Regions from separate parts of the Mus musculus genome. Here region 1 is linked to region 2. The links are chromatin loops, found by intact Hi-C in ENCODE. Cell type or tissue: heart. All regions are shown on one strand. Links, peaks and the distances in the headings refer to the core of each region. The heading gives the core; the rest is flanking DNA.

What was found. Hi-C counts contacts between places; a loop is a spot of excess contacts. Peaks named below come from ENCODE experiments on the same cell type or tissue, not always from the same donor. Only the 100,000 strongest peaks of a DNase experiment are listed, where the experiment ranks them.
Region 1: a loop joins it to region 2, with 6 times the contacts of the local background. A loop is called at or near these places in 5 of 42 quality-filtered maps.

The regions. Positions count from the first base shown.
Region 1 is chr4:88,972,061-88,977,448 of GRCm38, forward strand. All of the region lies in intron 1 of Gm34568 (predicted gene, 34568), which reads left to right. Among named protein-coding and RNA genes, the nearest start is that of Gm34568, 18 kb to the left of the region's middle. In heart, for the core only: no CTCF peak of the experiment used is centred there; no DNase peak of the experiment used is centred there.
Region 2 is chr4:89,038,059-89,043,446 of GRCm38, forward strand. No RefSeq gene overlaps it. Among named protein-coding and RNA genes, the nearest start is that of Wincr1, 9.6 kb to the right of the region's middle. In heart, for the core only: no CTCF peak of the experiment used is centred there; a DNase peak (open chromatin) is centred at 3,013; H3K27ac peaks cover 562 bases.

The DNA.
Region 1 (5,388 bases), core at 249-5,248, 66 kb before region 2:
AGTTCTAACAAATATATCTATACCCAATGGTTTCAGACATTTATATTCAACTGTGCATGGTATGTGAACTTGGAAGAAAACAGTAATTAATGTCTTTTTAGAATAACGTCCCTTGTGCAGAACAGTTTTACTGTTCCATTTCCATGTTGTCTGCTCCACTTTATTTTTTTGAGTCCAGACCTTTCTTTGAACTTAGGGCTCACTGATATTTCAGGTAGACCAGCTGGCCAGTGAGCCCATGAAATCCACTTGTCTCTATGTCCAACACTGTGGTATAGGCTCATTCCACCATGCCTGGCTTTTGAATGGACACTAGGCATCTGGACCCAGGTTTTCTTGCTTGCACCCTGAGTTCTTTCTTTTTTTTTTAAATATTTTTTATTACATATTTTCCTCAATTACATTTCCAATGCTATCCCAAAAGTCCCCCATACCCTCCCCCCCACTTCCCTACCCACCCATTCCCATTTTTTGGCCCTGGCGTTCCCCTGTACTGGGGCATATACAGTTTGTGTGTCCAATGGGCCTCTCTTTCCAGTGATGGCCAACTAGGCCATCTTTTGATACATATGCAGCTAGAGTCAAGAGCTCCGGGGTACTGGTTAGTTCATAATGTTGTTCCACTTATAGGGTTGCAGATCCCTTTAGGTCCTTGGGTACTTTCTCTAGCTCCTCCATTGGGAGCCCTGTGATCCATCCAATAGCTGACTGTGAGCATCCACTTCTGTGTTTGCTAGGCCCCGGCATAGTCTCACAAGAGACAGCTACATCTGGGTCCTTTCAACAAAATCTTGCTAGTGTATGCAATGGTGTCAGCGTTTGGAAGCTGATTATGGGGTGGATCCCTGGATATGGCAGTCTCTAGATGGGCACCCTGAGTTCTTTACCCACCCACCCATCTTCCCATCCCTCAGTGCTGGTCTTCATGTTTTAATGCTATTTGTGATGGCGCTTGAATACTGGATGGTGATACGACTATGGCATTTGTATGGAGTGGTAGGCTGGTAGTGACCATGTTGTCTCTAACACATAGCTTCTGAGGTCACCTGGGCTCCTGATATCTAGTTGAAAGGAAAGAAAGAATACCAATAAAGAAGGCACATTTGCTTTTTAATGACCATGGTCTAGAAATGATTACATGCAATGCTCTATTTAGGCAGAGATGCTGGAACATGCAGTGCATTGCCACACATCCTCTTTGCAGCAACAGTCCTACACCAAGGGAAGGGCATAAATCACCGGAACTCAGTCCTCTCTTTCCCATGTGAGCACTGCATGAATAACATTTTAATGTTTGAAATAGCAATAGCTTGTATAGGGAAGGAGAAGGAAAATGTGAGGGTCTTACTCATCCTCACCATGCTGCATCTTTCCCCACATAAAGGATTCTAATATACTTTTTATTGTCATTAAAATGTATTAATATTTTCAAAAATTGCCCTTTCCTACCTCATGTTGATGTTGTGAATACATGTGAATAATGCATTAGTTTATGTTTTCTGAATTCAAAAGTCCCCATTATAAATGAGAAAGATCATATGGGGTTGATTGATGCAGATATGTGCACAACCTTGGCTACCACACAACTACACATAGGTTTTGACAAAGATGGTTTAATGCTTGTCAGTGTCTTTCTCACCTCTAAACAGAGATGAGCATTTGGTCATCAGGAGACAAGTATAGAAGACTTGATTTTAGCCCATTTTGGTTTTTAGGACATTATCCTACCAGTTGCCTTCTTGATTTAACTTAGATCCTGGGATTCTCTTTCTTTCTTTCTTTCTTTCTTTCTTTCTTTCTTTCTTTCTTTCTTTCTTTCTTTCTTTCTTTCTTTCTTTCTTCCTTCCTTCCTTCCTTCCTTCCTTCCTTCCTTTCTTTCTTTCTTTCTTTCTTTCTTTCTTTCTTTCTTTCTTTCTTTCTTTCATTCTTTCTTCCAGTACAGAATAACCATACACTTAATAACCTCAATCTTATTTTCAGTAAAGCCATGTACTTCCAAATTATATATAACTTTCTGCTTAAATTTCCCTGCTGGTTTCATTAAGCAAATCAATAAGTACTCTTTCCCTTCTTCAGATTAAACTCCAAAGCCTCTAAGCCTATGCTGTCCCCTCTGCTCCACTGCAATTGCTAGTTTCCCTTTATGGTCTTCAGAGAATCACTTACTACACTATACATATAAAAGCCTTGTCTCCTCTTAAGGATGTTGTTCAGGGAATTCATCAAAAGTCCCTGTGCATAGAAGTCTAAAAATGAAGTTCTTGCTGAATTTATCATGCTGTAACCATGGCCTCAAAGCATGCTGATGCAATATTGACTTTCATGCTACCATATTTCCTAATCCCTTTACAAAGCAATTAGACACTAGCATTGCTACTGTAGACACTGGAATAAGTTCCAGGCTTCTGCCAGCTCCTCTCCTCTCTGTACACCTTGGTTCTCGCCTCTGTTTTTCATAGAGATTTTCACACATGCATGTAATGTGTCTTGATCAAGTTCATCCTTCAGTCTCTCTCCTCCAATTCCTCCTCGACCCACTGCAACCCCCAACTCCTGCTTCCAGAACTTTTTTCTCTGGAGAGCATGAACAATACTGACCAGTATTCAGGGCTTGGCAGGCACTTCCATCTCTTAGTAACTTTACCTCAAACCACTACATGTTTGCAATGAGATTGACAGATTCCATCTGGAGCCACAAATAGAATGAGTGGGAAATGAGGTCAGTGCAGGTAAAAAAAAAAGTGCATATCAGACACTTGCTATTTCAGGACATCTCTGTTTTATTTAGTAACACTGAGAATATAATAAGAACAGCCATGGTAAAACAAACTGCCAGCCATGAAACTTCAGAGGCCAACACACCGGTACTAGCTGCTATAACTTGCAGCTCTGGCTCCAACTGGACTGTGACTCTCTTTAATAATGTAGTCAGAGGTGAGGTCTCCAACTGTCATTTCTTCTGATACCTGCCTTTTCTGTCTGTCTGAGCCCAAAGACATTTTCATTTCTAGCCAAGATGGTGACTAATATAGTTTACCTTGTACAGTTTATGGTTTCTCATGATGCAGCAAAAGGCCACTACTTCCAGCTACAAAGCTGGTCTTATGTCCTGGCCTTTCAAATTGTCTATGTATTTAGGCAAGAGGTTTAGGTTTTGTGGGCCTTCCCATAAATAATGTTATCCTTTCCTGATTCTGTGTTCTGCTGAGTTTTCTTTAAAACCCTTTCCCTGTGACTTGCATAAGAATTCTGTGAAAATAAGCCCCTTTATGAGCCAGGCTCATAGACTTAATGATAATCGGTCTCTCTCCCTCTCACACTGTTTCTTTTCATTCCAGATATTATTCTCCCCCCCACACACACACACCAGTCCACTGTTCCACATCCCATACCTCCTCCCCACCTCCTGTCTCCACAAGGATGTCTCCACCCTCCATCCCACCTGACCTCTTAACTCCCTGGTCTCTTGATGGTTAAGTGCATCTTCTCTGACTAAACCCAGACCCAGCAGTCCTTTGCTGTATATGTGCTGGGGGGCCTCATATCATCAGCTAGTGTATGCTGGCTGGTTGGTGGTCCAGTATTTGAGAGATCTCGGAGGTCCAGATTAATTGAGACTGCTGGTCATCCTATAGGGTTGCCCTCCTCCTCTGCTTCTTTCAGCCTTTCTCTGTTTCACCCAAAGGGTTCAGTAGCTTCTGTCCTTTGGCTGGGTGCAAATATCTGCATCTGACTCTTTAAGCTGCTTGTTGGGTCTTCTGGAGTACAGTCATGCTAGGTCCATTTTTGTGAGCACTCATAGCCTCAGTAATAATATCAGGCCTTGGAGCCTCCCTCTTGAGATGGATCCCACTTTGGGCCTGTTGCTGGACCTTCTTTTCCTCAGGCTCCTCTATTTCCATCCCTGTAGTTCTTTCAGACAGGAACAATTATGGGTCAGAGTTTTGACTGTGGGACGGCAACCCCCTTCCTCATATGATGCTTTGTCTTCCTACTGGAGGTGGGCTCTAGAAGTTCCCTCTCCCTAATGTTGGGCATTTCATCTAAGGTCCCTTCCTTTGAGTCCCAAGAGTTTCTCACCTCCCAGGGCTCTCATGCATTCTGGAGGGTCCCTCCAACCTCCTATGTCCAGGTTGCCTCAGGGCTTCAGTCCTTTTACCTCACCCAATGCCAGATCAGGTTCCCCTCTTCCCCCTCCCCCAAACCCTGTCCATTTTCCCTCCCAGGTCCCCCCCTCCCTCCCCACCTGTGATTGCTTTCTTCTCCCTCTCAAATGGGACTGAGGTGCCCTGAAATATCATCCTGAGTGAGGTAACTCAGACCCAAAAGGACATGCATGGTATGTACTCACTTATAAGTGGATATTAGCCCTCACAAAAGGACAGAATACCCAAGATGCAGTCCACAGAACTCAAAAGGTCAACAACTGTGTGTGTTTTAAAACAGTCTTACTATGCAGCCCAGGCTGGTGGTGTCAGACTTGAGATCTCCTTCCTTCAGTCTCCTAAGTGCTAGGATTAATTGGCCCTCTATTCACAAGTTCTACCTGTGCGCAGATTCGACTAATTGTGACTCAACACTCTAAGAGCTCTTCAGTCTTCAATGAACATGTGCAGACTTTTTGAACTCGTCATTTTTCCCTAAACAATATAGTTGTTTTGACCAAGTCTTGCACTGTATCAAGCATTTTAAGTAACCTAGAGATGATCTAAAGTATACAAGAGAAAGTGAGTGAGTTATAGGTAAATGCTACACAATTTTACACAAGGTATTTGAGCACCTGTATTTTAGTATCATCAGAAGGGACATCCTGAAACACTAGCCCTGCATGGGCATCAATGTGTTTTCTTTTTCTTAGGCTTTCTATGAGATTTGACCTTTTCTGCTCAATACTGTCCATGTCTCATGACCAACTATTTGTATCTCCCTTTTGTTCCATGCCTTGGAATTCTAACTATGATAATATCCTTCTAATAAAATCACTCCCAAATCTGGAGTTACAAGTAGAAAGGAATCTCTTGACTTTCAAGACTATGCAACCCTCTTTCATGTTCTGCTTTCAATGGTAAGCATTCCCACACTTCAGACCTTCACAGCAAGGGTCAACTGAGATCACTGAGATAAAAAATAAGATTGATTGAGAAAATACTGTGTGATAAAAGGTCTCCAAAAAATTTAACTACTAATGTTACCCTTGCCAAGTAAAATTCAGTCTGGCCCTGGGTAACTATACACTATTAGAATACTGGGAAGCAAGCCACAGTGGAAAATATGACTGACCTAGGATTGCCATAGTGTAAGGAATCCCAAGCTAACCACGTAATTTATATGGAGAGAGAAGAGGAAAGAAGAGGGGAAGAGAGGAGAGGAGAAGAGAGGAGAGGGGAG
Region 2 (5,388 bases), core at 317-5,316:
GGTCATGTGGTTTTGAGATAAGCTGGAATTTTTTTAAATTTAAGGTTTTTTTGTTTTTTTTTTTTTTTTTTTAATAAATAGTTCCCTGGAGGTTTTTCTCTGCAGCTGAAGCCAGTTCTTCCTTTAGTCACCACCAAAAGGGTCACATAAACTTTCTAACCTCTAGAACCCTGACCTACCTCTAAAGCAGAGAATGGCGCTGATTAAATGATAGCCAAGCTGTGAGGGCTTCTGTCTGCCGTGCAGCAGCTGTCAAAAGGGATGCTTGTTGTGCTGAAGGAAAACTGAGGTTTCTGTGAGAGCGGTAACTGGAGACCTCCTCTTATCATAATGGGTCCCTCATCCAAGTAGCTTTCCAGTCTGGACTAGATTGTGGGAAATGAGTATGCTCTTTCTTAGCAGTTGAAAGTACAAAACGAACACCAAGGAATCCTCACTATTGGGATCTGTGTGATATAATCACTCTATTTGAAGATTAACTTCATTTATTCAGGCCCTTTCTTTTTAAACACTAAGAAATGCATGCAGAATATGAGGAATGCTTAATGAGAGTTTTTCGGATTTCACTGTTATGATTTTTGTGGGTGAATCCTCTAAGTTGAAGTTGAGAGGTCTTAACACTGTACCTCACGCTTTAAGGTTAAGGAAATAATAATTTCACCAAACAGAACAACCTACTAGTGTAAACTTTTGATTCCTGATCTATGTATAAAACAATGGCAGAGATGAAGAGTGGTGTATTTTACTTTAATAAAACGTGTAATAAAATGTACAGGCTTAGCTCTGCTTGAGTGAACAGAACAGTCATGTGAAACATCATCGTATTGTGACACAAATTGCTAAAGCGTGTTAATCATGCAGAAACTCTGTACCCATTGAAAAACTGCTTCTTAACCTACCCCCAACCTCCATTCTCTGACAGTCATCACCCTACTTAATGCTGCTCTTAATTCGACTACATACCTCAAATAGACGGAGTCACTCAGCAAGCATTTCTTCGTGATTAGCTCATTTCCTTTGGTATCATATCCTCCTGACTCATCCCTGCCTTGTAGAATTTCCTCCTCTCTTGTAGCAAGTACGATCATCTTGCTGGTGTATGCCATACTTTCTTCACTGGTGACTGCTGGCACTATTTCCCTCTTTGGGCAATTATTAATAGCACAGCTATTAAATGTGAATGTGCAAATACCAGGCCTCATGTTTCCATTGCCTTTCGTAGTGGGAAGGTCTGTAAGCATGCAGAACTGTGGAGAAGGTATTCAAACCTAATAAAATCTATTTATAAACAAGTTTGTGTTCAACTCAAACTTAATTAAGCAGAAGCTCTGTAGTTTTCATTTAGAACAGACATTATTAAGAGACATTAATAGCAAATGGTTATATATAATAATATGTAATTGACAGCTACCTTGATTTTTGTTGCATAAGTTATTCCACAAGGATTTTTCTCTGAATACTTGAAATGAAATCTATTAGAAATAAAATGGGATTTTCTCCTCTTAAAGGGAAGGTACCTTTGACATATTCTCATGATGTACTCCTAAAACACAAAACGTAATCACAACCAGGTATTCCAAACCCATATTTCTTAGTTAAATCTTTTAATGCCATTATTTTTGTATGGCTATTTTTTATCTCCATGTTCTCATATATTTCCTTTTAAAAATAACTTCACTTCATTGGGTACTTTCTTTCTAAATCCTAAGAAGTCAACATTCAGTAATGGTTAAGTACCTAAAGCCTCTATAAGTGTCATTTCTGTAGGAGAACTCTCACCAGAAGTCAGATCTGTATCATATACTTTACACATACATTTACTTTAATTCCCACACGGCTAGGAAGGATTGTTTCACACAGCTGGAAAAAAATGAGACTCCAAAATTAGGTCAACTTCTTGAAAAACACATAGGTAAGAATTAGGATTCAACAGCACCACCAGATGACCTTGGTTACTTCCAGTTTATTTTTTAAATCTACTCATCAGAAACCATATAGTAGTTTCGTTTGACTCACAAATATATTCAAGGTCCTGGTTGATAGTTTTAGTGCATACAACGAGGAGTAGCATTAAGTCTGAACCCTCTGATGGGGCTGCTCTTTCTCATCTAGTTGTCTGTCCTTCATATGTGTGTGTTTGCTCTGTAGGAAAGCCCGGGTTTTCTCTAACATCTATCTTAAGTGTTCAAATAGACGGGAGATGTTACAAGAATAAAGACAAAGTGCCAGGCCTACATTTGGGAAATAGAAGTCTGGACTTGAGAATGCAACTCACGAACTGTGTGTGAGACTCAAGAGGGGTATGCAGTGTGTCTCCGAGCCTCTGTGTGAGCTAGGGTGAGACTCAGGAGGAGTACGCAGTGTGTCTCCGAGCCTCTGTGTGAGCTAGGGTGAGACTCAGGAGGAGTATGCAGTGTGTCTCCGAGCCTCGGTGTGAGCTAGGGTGAGACTCAGGAGGAGTACGCAGTGTGTCTCCGAGCCTCGGTGTGAGCTAGGGTGAGACTCAGGAGGAGTATGCAGTGTGTCTCCGAGCCTCGGTGTGAGCTAGGGTGAGACTCAGGAGGAGTATGCAGTGTGTCTCCGAGCCTCGGTGTGAGCTAGGGTGAGACGTGAGCAGCTTCCTAGGCTCCCTCCAAGCATTCCTCCCCATGTCTGTCCCAGCGAGGCAACAAGCTTTTTTGCCATCTTTATGTTGATTTCACACATCCCAGAGGTTGGTTGGAACCTATCACAGAGAGCTAATCTTCCAGGCTTTCCTGCCCTTACAGTCCCTCTGCCCTTCTGAAAGAACAAAACTCACAGTTGAAACAAGCCATTTTTTCCCTTGGGGGAACTGAATCCAAACACTAGCTCATCTCTGCAAGCCTGTAATTAAATCTGCTGTGCAGGTCACTAGTGCCACTGGGTCAGGAGACAGACAAAACGAGATGTGAAAGAAATGGCATTTGTTTCTTGGATGGCCCCTGTGTTTCTCTGAAAGGAAGGTCCTGGCAGCCACACAGTGGAGTCCCTGTGACCGGAATACTCGTGCTAGCTCAGGACCTGCCAGTTGGCTCCAAAATAGTTTTCCAGATCGAGGGCTATCTGGCCACTCAGCGCTTGAAATTTTATCTCTCTGCTGGTGGTCTGTGGCTGCCCCAAGAGATATTTTCCTACATCATCATCTCAGATTCTGACCAAGAAAGTGGCTCACCCTTGACTGTGCACCACAGTCACCTGGGTGGATCAAGGAAAAACCTCTGGATTTTATCCAAGAGGATTTTGACTTCGTCGGACTACAGCAGGACCTGAAAATGCATTTTCTCTACTTACTCATTTTCCTAATTGACAAAAATTATATATATACATGCATACATATTTATGTGTATATATCCATACACACACATGTATACACAAATATATCATGCACACATATACGTATATATGCATATGTAAGAATTAGAATTCAATTATATATGTATGTATATATATATATATGTATATATATATATATAGTGTGTGTGTGTGTGTGAGAGAGAGAGAGAGAGAGAAAACAGGCCTATGTTTCACAACCTATAAATAATGTAGCCAATTAATTAGCCTCTACTCTCTTAGTAACTTTTAATGATACAATATTAAAAAACAGCTGTGGTGGTGCATACCTGTAATATTAGCATTCTGGGTACTAAGGCAGGAGGATCAGGAGTACAAGGCCACCTCGAGCTATATAGAAATGTTTTGCCTCAAAAAATAATACAACACAATGTGTGGTCATTGTGTCTTACTAGTATTCTCTAGAACTTACAATCCATATGTACATTGTCCAATATCTTCAAAACCCACAAACCTCTCTAACCTCTCTCTGACTCCTAGTAACTATTTCTCTCTCCCCCTCCCCCTCCCTCTCCCTTTCCCCTTTCCCCCTCCCTTTCCCTTCTCTCATTTTTGAGACAGTTTCTACTCTGTAGACCAGGCTGGCCTTGAACTAAGAGTTCTGCCTCCCTCTGGCTTCCAAGAGCTGGGATTAAAGGTGTGTATCACTACCACCCAGCTACTATCTTACTCTCTATTTTGGTGAGCTCAAAATTTTTAGGTCTCATATGTCCATGAGATAAGTCAGCATTTGTCTTTATGTGTCTGGTTACTTGATTTAGCATAGTGAGCTACAGGTTTATTTATGTTGTCACAAATGACCATATTTCCTTCAGGTTTAAGGTTGAATAGCATTCCATTGTGTATACGGTCCACATTTTACAAAAATAATTGAATATGCTAAACATATGTGCAATGTATTTTGATCATATTCACCCTACACTCCTCCCATCCATCCCCCACCCCTCTGAAATTCATGTCTTTTTGTCTGTTTTTGTGTGTTTTAATACTCTGTGGAGTCCAATTCTTGCTGCCCATATTCTCATGTGTATGGGGCCATCAACTAAAGTAAGATTGACTTGCCAGTGGCTACACCCTTAAAACAAGCTGACGTTCCCTCCCCTAGAAGCCACCAGCTGTTACTATTTCCTCAATTAGGGGTGGGGATCCCCATACAAACTTCATGCTGGAATGTTTACTGTATTGAGTTTTCTGGCTTGGCTCTTCTGAAGGCAACTTCAGTTGCTTTGAGTTCATGAGTATAATAGTCCTGTCAGAGTCATTATTTCACTAGTTCTCCCCCACCTCTTGCTCTTACAATGTCTTCAGCCCCCCTTTTATGGGAGGGATGGAATAGATGTTCCATTTGTGGCTAAGCACTTTACCAACACAGTCTGCACATTATTTGGTTGTGAGTTTACAAATTAACAGCATTCACTGCACAAAGAAATGTCTTTGATGAGGTCTGAGAGCTCCATTGATCTATAGGTATAGGGATATCAAATTAGAGGCAATTCTAATACTCTATGGCCAGTAGTAAAATACTATTTATATGTTCACTGCTAAGGCCTGTGAGCTCTCTAACCACGGGCTCTGGTTCAGATTTGCAGTACCAAGCATGTGTTTCCTCATATGGAGCGGTTCTTAAAGTCAATCAGTCAGAAAGTGCTTTGTTGGCCTCATAACATTTGTGTCTTTATTACACCGAGGGCAGATCTTGCCAACCCAATCATTATTACAGCTCACAGGATTCACATCCTCGTAAGATGACTACACACACACACACAAATACAGAGTTCCAGCAACCTAAATACTACTTTTCGGTACTATGGAAGCCAGTCAGTAGGAAAGAAGTTTCCTGGTCAGTACCAACTGGATTTCTTCATGTCCTATGACCAAAAATATTCTCTTTAGCCAATCACCTACTGATGGACACTGTAGGTTGTCTCCATATCTTGTTTGTTGTGAATGATGCTGCAGTGAACATGGGCATTCAGACGGCTTCTTAATGTGTTGGTCTAATTTTCTTTGCATATA